2 separate regions of the Homo sapiens genome follow, and region 1 is linked to region 2. The links are chromatin loops, found by intact Hi-C in ENCODE. Cell type or tissue: heart left ventricle. All regions are shown on one strand. Each heading gives the region's core, and the rest is flanking DNA. Links, peaks and the distances in the headings are about the cores only. Region 1 overlaps OSMR-DT (OSMR divergent transcript). Region 2 overlaps OSMR-DT (OSMR divergent transcript).

Region 1 (2,924 bases), core at 231-2,730, 50 kb after region 2:
TACATCAAAGGTAAAAAAAAAAAAAACAACTGGCATTTTATAGGCTAAATCTAGTTTGCAGATGTAGTTGGGTTTTTTTTTTCTTGGTTTGTCAAGTGATTTTGAAAAATTTGAACTAGCTGATACAATTTAAAAATCAGGAGTTTTCACATGCAAATCCAGATTTCTGGCTCCCCTTGAAAAAAAATCCAAGATGAGGACACACTGGAACCACTTTCTCACATGGCAGCTATTGGTTAGAGCAGGTGGTGTGCTGAGCCAGATCATACTGGCTCACAAGAGCCAATGATAAAGTATTCAGAAATGCTGTGGGCCACGTGTTAAATGGTAGCTTGAAATCAGCCATAGGATCATTTACACCAGCCATGTTACCACCAGCCATGTTACCATGGAAACATGGACAATGGAAACATTTGTCCATTGTCCATCTGCTCCTGCCCCCCATTGGTCAAGGATGATGCCACCAGCAAAATTCTCTTGTTCTAGATTGCACATACATGAGTTGCCCTGGAAAATCCCAAGTCAAAGAAGCTGCACTGCAGGAAATCAGTATGGTGCAGGCCCCAGGCAAGGCATCACTGACTACACTTGCAAGAAACAAACGCCTGCAAAAATCAGGACAGGATGATTTTGAAGCTGTGCAAAACAGGTGTCTATATACTGGCTTTTTTGAATAGTGTAGCTATGAACATTCTTGTACATCTCTCTTGTGCACGTGTATATATTTCTGTCAGATACACGCCATAGGACTGGAATTGCTGGAACATAAGGCATTCACATGTTCAACCTTAGGAGAAATGGCCAAACAGTTTTCTAAAGTGCTCTCATTTATTTACATTCCCACCAGCCATAAAGGAGAGTTGTGGTTGCTTCAACATTTAGTGCTGCCATATTCTTTTTCAAACCGTCACTTAAAATATCACTTCCAAAAAAAAATAAATAAAATAAAAAATAAAATAAAATAAAATAAAAAATAAAATATCACTTCCTATTAGCTCAAGATGACTGTCAGTTTGTACCTCTTTGGCTATTTGGTATACTTAGCACCACATTTTATATCAGGCCATTTGTGTTCTGTGTCATGGCCATGGATGTGCTCACACATATTCCAGGCTGATGGGGTAAGATCAACAACTTCACACTTGACCCAAGTGGCAATCCAAAGTAAACAAGGAGGAAGGAAGAAGTCAATAAAATTCCCAAAAGAAGTCACCATAATTGATTACATTTCATTTATCAGAAAACCATTCCAAGTCTTTGACTAATTTGAGACTCCCTGTTGTGATACAAAATCTCTTCCTCTGTGAGTTATTATAATTCTTGCCAGGAATATCCAGGGACCTGCTTTTCTCTGCTCCAAGTCTCAGAGTCCAGGCTGTTTGTAACATGTAATCTATGATTGAGAAACAGGAAAAAAGGGAGACCATCTTACAAGGTCTGGTCCCAAACCTCCTTTCTCTTTAATTCCAGCCCCAAATCAACCCTACTTGACTGTTCCCTCATGCCACAAAACAACAGAGTGCTCTCATTCTGAAGTGCTTCCTTGGCTCCCACTGGTCATGATAGAATTCACTTCCCAGTAGTCGTTTTGGCCTGACCTCCAACCAGGATCACCTCCTAGGAGATGCACCAAGTCTGGGAAAATCACCCTCAAGTATCTCTGGCTTCTAAACGTCCATTCCAAAGACTGAGCAGTGAGGATGAATTAATTGCAAGTAGAAGCAGTTTCTATTTAGGAGGCCAAAGAAGCTCCCTGTGCTCTTCCTCTGCGACCTGCAGCGGACAGCCCACTCTTTGGCCATGATGAGCAGAGGCTCTCCAATCCTGCCTCTACCCTTTGTACTGTTCCAGCCAGCCCACCTGGGACAGGCATTCTTAGGTACACTGCTGGTCCATCCTGCCATACCAGACCATTCATGCCATGCCCACAGGGTGGTGTCCTGGGGGAGAGTCCTCCTCTCAAGAAAGGTGCTCTTTCTTCACCATGGGCAAAGGGAGGTCAAGCTGACCCCAACATTTTGTGTTGGCAAGCATTCAGGAGATGCTTAGTAGCTGTGAATTATCTCAACACCCCCTCACGTCCCAAGGAAGAAGTCACAAGTCATAGCATTATTCCTTTTTTTTTTTTTTTGAGATGGAGTCTCTCTCTGTTGCTCAGGCTGGAGTGCAGTGGCACAGTCTTGGCTCACTGCAAGCTCTGCCTCCTGGGTTCACGCCATTCTCCTGCCTCAGCCTCCCGAGTAGCTGGGATTACAGGTGCCCGCCGCCACACCCAGCTAATTTTTTGTATTTTTTTTTTTAGTAGAGACGGGGTTTCACCGTGTTAGCCAGGATGGTCTCGATCTCCTGACCTTGTGATCCGCCCACCTTGGCCTTCCAAAGTGCTGGGATTACAGGCGTGAGCCACCATGCCCGGCCAGCATTATTCCTTTGACATGTATTCCTTCTCCCACAGGGCAAAGCTGGCTTGCTCACGAGTGGGTCCACATATCACACACTCCAAACATGCCAATTCACCATACTTGTAGGAAGCAGGCAGCAATGAGGGTGACAGAAAGACTTGAGAGCTTCATCCAAAAACTCGTTTACTGAAATAACAGCAAATATTTATTGCTGGGCTCACTATGTATACTTACTAAGCACTTTCTATATATCTCATTTAATTCGCACAGCCCTTTGAGGCAGCTACTAGTATTAGCCCATTTCATATCTGTGTCCATGAATTCACCATTAGGAAGTGGTTAAGGTGAGATTCAAACCCAGGAAGTCGACCTCCCAAGGCCATGCTCCCAGTAGCTATAATGTAGCAGGATTTCTTACCCCGTCACCCAGCTGTGCATCCTCAGCCCCCAGCTACCTGTTTTCATCTACCTTGTTTGTGGTCCCAGCTCCCAGACTATCTTGAAAGTGTCTCCAAGGCTTTT
Region 2 (2,924 bases), core at 196-2,695:
GCAGGAAGCAAAAGTTGCCAGATCAGTTAAGAGCTATGTCTGTAACTGGTGCATCATCACTTCTGCTGAATTAAGTTGCTCAAACTTAATCAAAAGATTGACCCAGATTCAGGTTACCAAGAGTAGAGAAACTGACTATCTCAGGATGGGTGAGTATCAAGTCCATATTGTGAAAGAGTGTGTGGAATGGGAAATGTCATTGTAAGCATCTTTGTGAAGTGCAATCTGCAACAACATCACAATCAGAAATCAAATTCAGACTCAACTAACTCCCAAGTCAAAACATTTAATCATTGTTATACTGCTTCACATATTCAGAAAAGCACTTTCCTCACTTCTAGAAAATAGCTGAAATTAAGAAATTTTGGTGCTTCTGAATTATTAGTTAATTGTTTATTCACTTATTCATCCAATATCTTCAGATACTATAGGTAGCCAGCATCTACAACAAGCCCAGGCATTGTTTGAGTGCACACAATAGTGAATAGAATAGACAAATCATTGGTCTCCTGGAGTGTAGAGTTCATTCTTCCACCATTGCATAAATAGTTTCATTTTAAATGATGGAATCAGAATCAGTTGTTATTAATGGCAAGCAATGGTCAGTTTTTGACCCTAAGGAATGTTGGAATGAAGCTCTTCAGAGAAGCGGAGGTCTGCACAGAGTTTAAAACTTAAGCTTGGCCCACAGTGCATAGCATTGTAAAATATTTAGAGTTCTTGGTGGCATGTATACAAGGAAGAATGTAAATTTTAAATATTTGCAGTTGATAAGTATAATTTATTATATGATAGTACTTGACACATACCAGCTTACCAAGAAAAATGCTTGAACGTTGCATTCAAGCAAATTAATTTTACATCCTGTCCTGGGGTCAAACTGTGGCTCTGGCTGACTGGCCAACAGTTGGTAGGCCAACTGCCAAAACAATCAGTGGGATCACTGTGCAATCCGATCCCCTCATTAAGACAACTGAGACGCTAACAACCAAATCCAATGGACTCTATAGCAATCGAATCAATTGCCCCACAATCAGATAGAACAGCTCTCCAATCAAATTAATTTAATTGTATTTGGTTTAGTTAAGTGACATGGTGCCTGTTCTCTCCTCATACATAGCATGACATAACGCTAGCTTTTGAAGGGATCCTGAAGAACAACTAGTTCTATGCTTCTCAAATTGGGAAAAAACTATGGGCAGTGTACACAGTCACCAGATAAATGTGGTGTGTCTTTCTGGATTGCTAAATTATCTTAAAATTTGATGGGAAGGGGGAGGATACGTTTATATATGTAAACAAGTACACATATATCATGGATTATGTATACTCTGACAACACTAACAAAAATTTCAATCTCAGTGATTTAAAACAGCAAAGCTTATTTCTTGTTTATGCTACACATCCGTCAGGGTCAGCTGGGGGCTGAGTTCCTAGCATTCTTCATTCCATGATTCAGATGAACAGAGAAGCCTTTATCTAGACCTCTACGTATTGCCTTAGTGGAAGAAAAGACTACAGTAGGCCGGGCGCGGTGGCTCACACCTGTAATCCCAGCACTTTGGGAGGCCGAGGTGGGCAGATCATGAGGTCAGGAGATCGAGACCATCCTGGCTAACAGGGTGAAACCCCATCTCTACTAAAAAAAAGTACAAAAAATTAGCCAGGCGTGGTGGCGGCCACCTGTAGTCCCAGCTACATGGGAGACTGAGGCAGGAGAATAGCGTGAACTCGGGAAGTGGAGTTTGCAGTGAACCGAGATTGCGCCACTGCACTCTGGCCTGGGGGACAGAGTGATACTCTGTCCCCCACTAAAAAAAAAAAGACAACAGTAAATCCAGAGGAAATAATGAGCTAGATCTTAATACTCCCACCTGGGAGTAGAATATGTCACTTCCACACACACACTTCATTGGTCAAATCATGTCACGTTTGACCCAGCTATTTTCAAAGCGGGGCAGGGAAGGGCAATCCTACCATGTGTCCAGAAGAACTAGAAATATTTGGTAAACAGTAGAGTCACCTGTCAGCCAAAGATGGCTGCACTCAGGTGAGTTGAACAAAAGTTGTAGTGAGCCCTGGCATGTCTGAGGAAGACCTGGACAGGCACTGGAACCTGGAGGAAGGAGAATATAAGGCTCAAGATGGAAAATCAGGAGCCAGATAGCACTTTCAAGGAAAACGTAATTTTAGGCATCATAACTAGAAAAATTAACCAGCTTCCAGAAGCAGAAAGGAAACTACTTGAACATGGATCAATATATGTTGAACTTAATGCTGTTCTCCGTGGCCTAATAGCAAACAGTCTTTTTCTATGCATCTTGAACATGACACAGGCTCATATAGCTGTCGGCTCACCAATGGCAGAGAACCCATTTCTGATAGTACATGTATTTTACAGAAGTTTTGTAAATTTACCTTTGAATTGAGGTCATTGGAATTTGAAACCCATACCATAAAATGAGGTGGATTGGTTGGTCTTGTTTTTGGTGGTCTTTTCTTGACTATACCTATGAATGGTGGCTTAGAAGCCAGATATGAATCAACTCTGTTATCAGAGAAAGGAAACATCTTAAGTTACTGGATTAGAATTTCTAAGCCTGACTTTAGAAAGATGTTGTGTATTAGTCAGGGTTCTCTAAAGGGACAGAACTAATAGGATAGATGTATATATGAAGGGGAGTTTATTAAGGAGTGTTGGCTCACACAATCACAAGGTGAATCCCACGGTAGGCCGTCTGCAAGTTGAGGAGCAAGAAGCCAGTCCGAATCCCAAAACCTCAAAAGTGGGGAAGCCGAGAGTGCAGCCTTCAGTCTGTGGCCAAAGGCCCAAGACCCCGTGGCAAACCACTTGTGTAAGTCCAAGAGTCCAAAAGCTGAAGAACTTGGAGTCTGATGTTCGAGTGTAGGAAGCATCCAGCACG

The links. A loop is a pair of places that touch in the nucleus more often than their neighbours do. Peaks named below come from ENCODE experiments on the same cell type or tissue, not always from the same donor. Only the 100,000 strongest peaks of a DNase experiment are listed, where the experiment ranks them.
Region 1: a loop joins it to region 2, with 2.0 times the contacts of the local background. A loop is called at or near these places in 1 of 110 quality-filtered maps.

What each region holds. Positions count from the first base shown.
Region 1 is chr5:38,713,365-38,716,288 of GRCh38, reverse strand. All of the region lies in intron 3 of OSMR-DT (OSMR divergent transcript), which reads left to right. It overlaps LINC01265 (long intergenic non-protein coding RNA 1265), which reads left to right. Exons shown (of 5, transcript NR_104631.1): 3 at 487-649. Among named protein-coding and RNA genes, the nearest start is that of LINC01265, 5.4 kb to the left of the region's middle. In heart left ventricle, for the core only: no CTCF peak of the experiment used is centred there; no DNase peak of the experiment used is centred there; H3K27ac peaks cover 955 bases.
Region 2 is chr5:38,763,508-38,766,431 of GRCh38, reverse strand. The region is part of intron 2 of OSMR-DT (OSMR divergent transcript); the gene reads left to right. It also overlaps the pseudogene LOC100132789. Among named protein-coding and RNA genes, the nearest start is that of LINC01265, 45 kb to the right of the region's middle. RefSeq lists a silencer at 811-1,105. In heart left ventricle, for the core only: no CTCF peak of the experiment used is centred there; no DNase peak of the experiment used is centred there.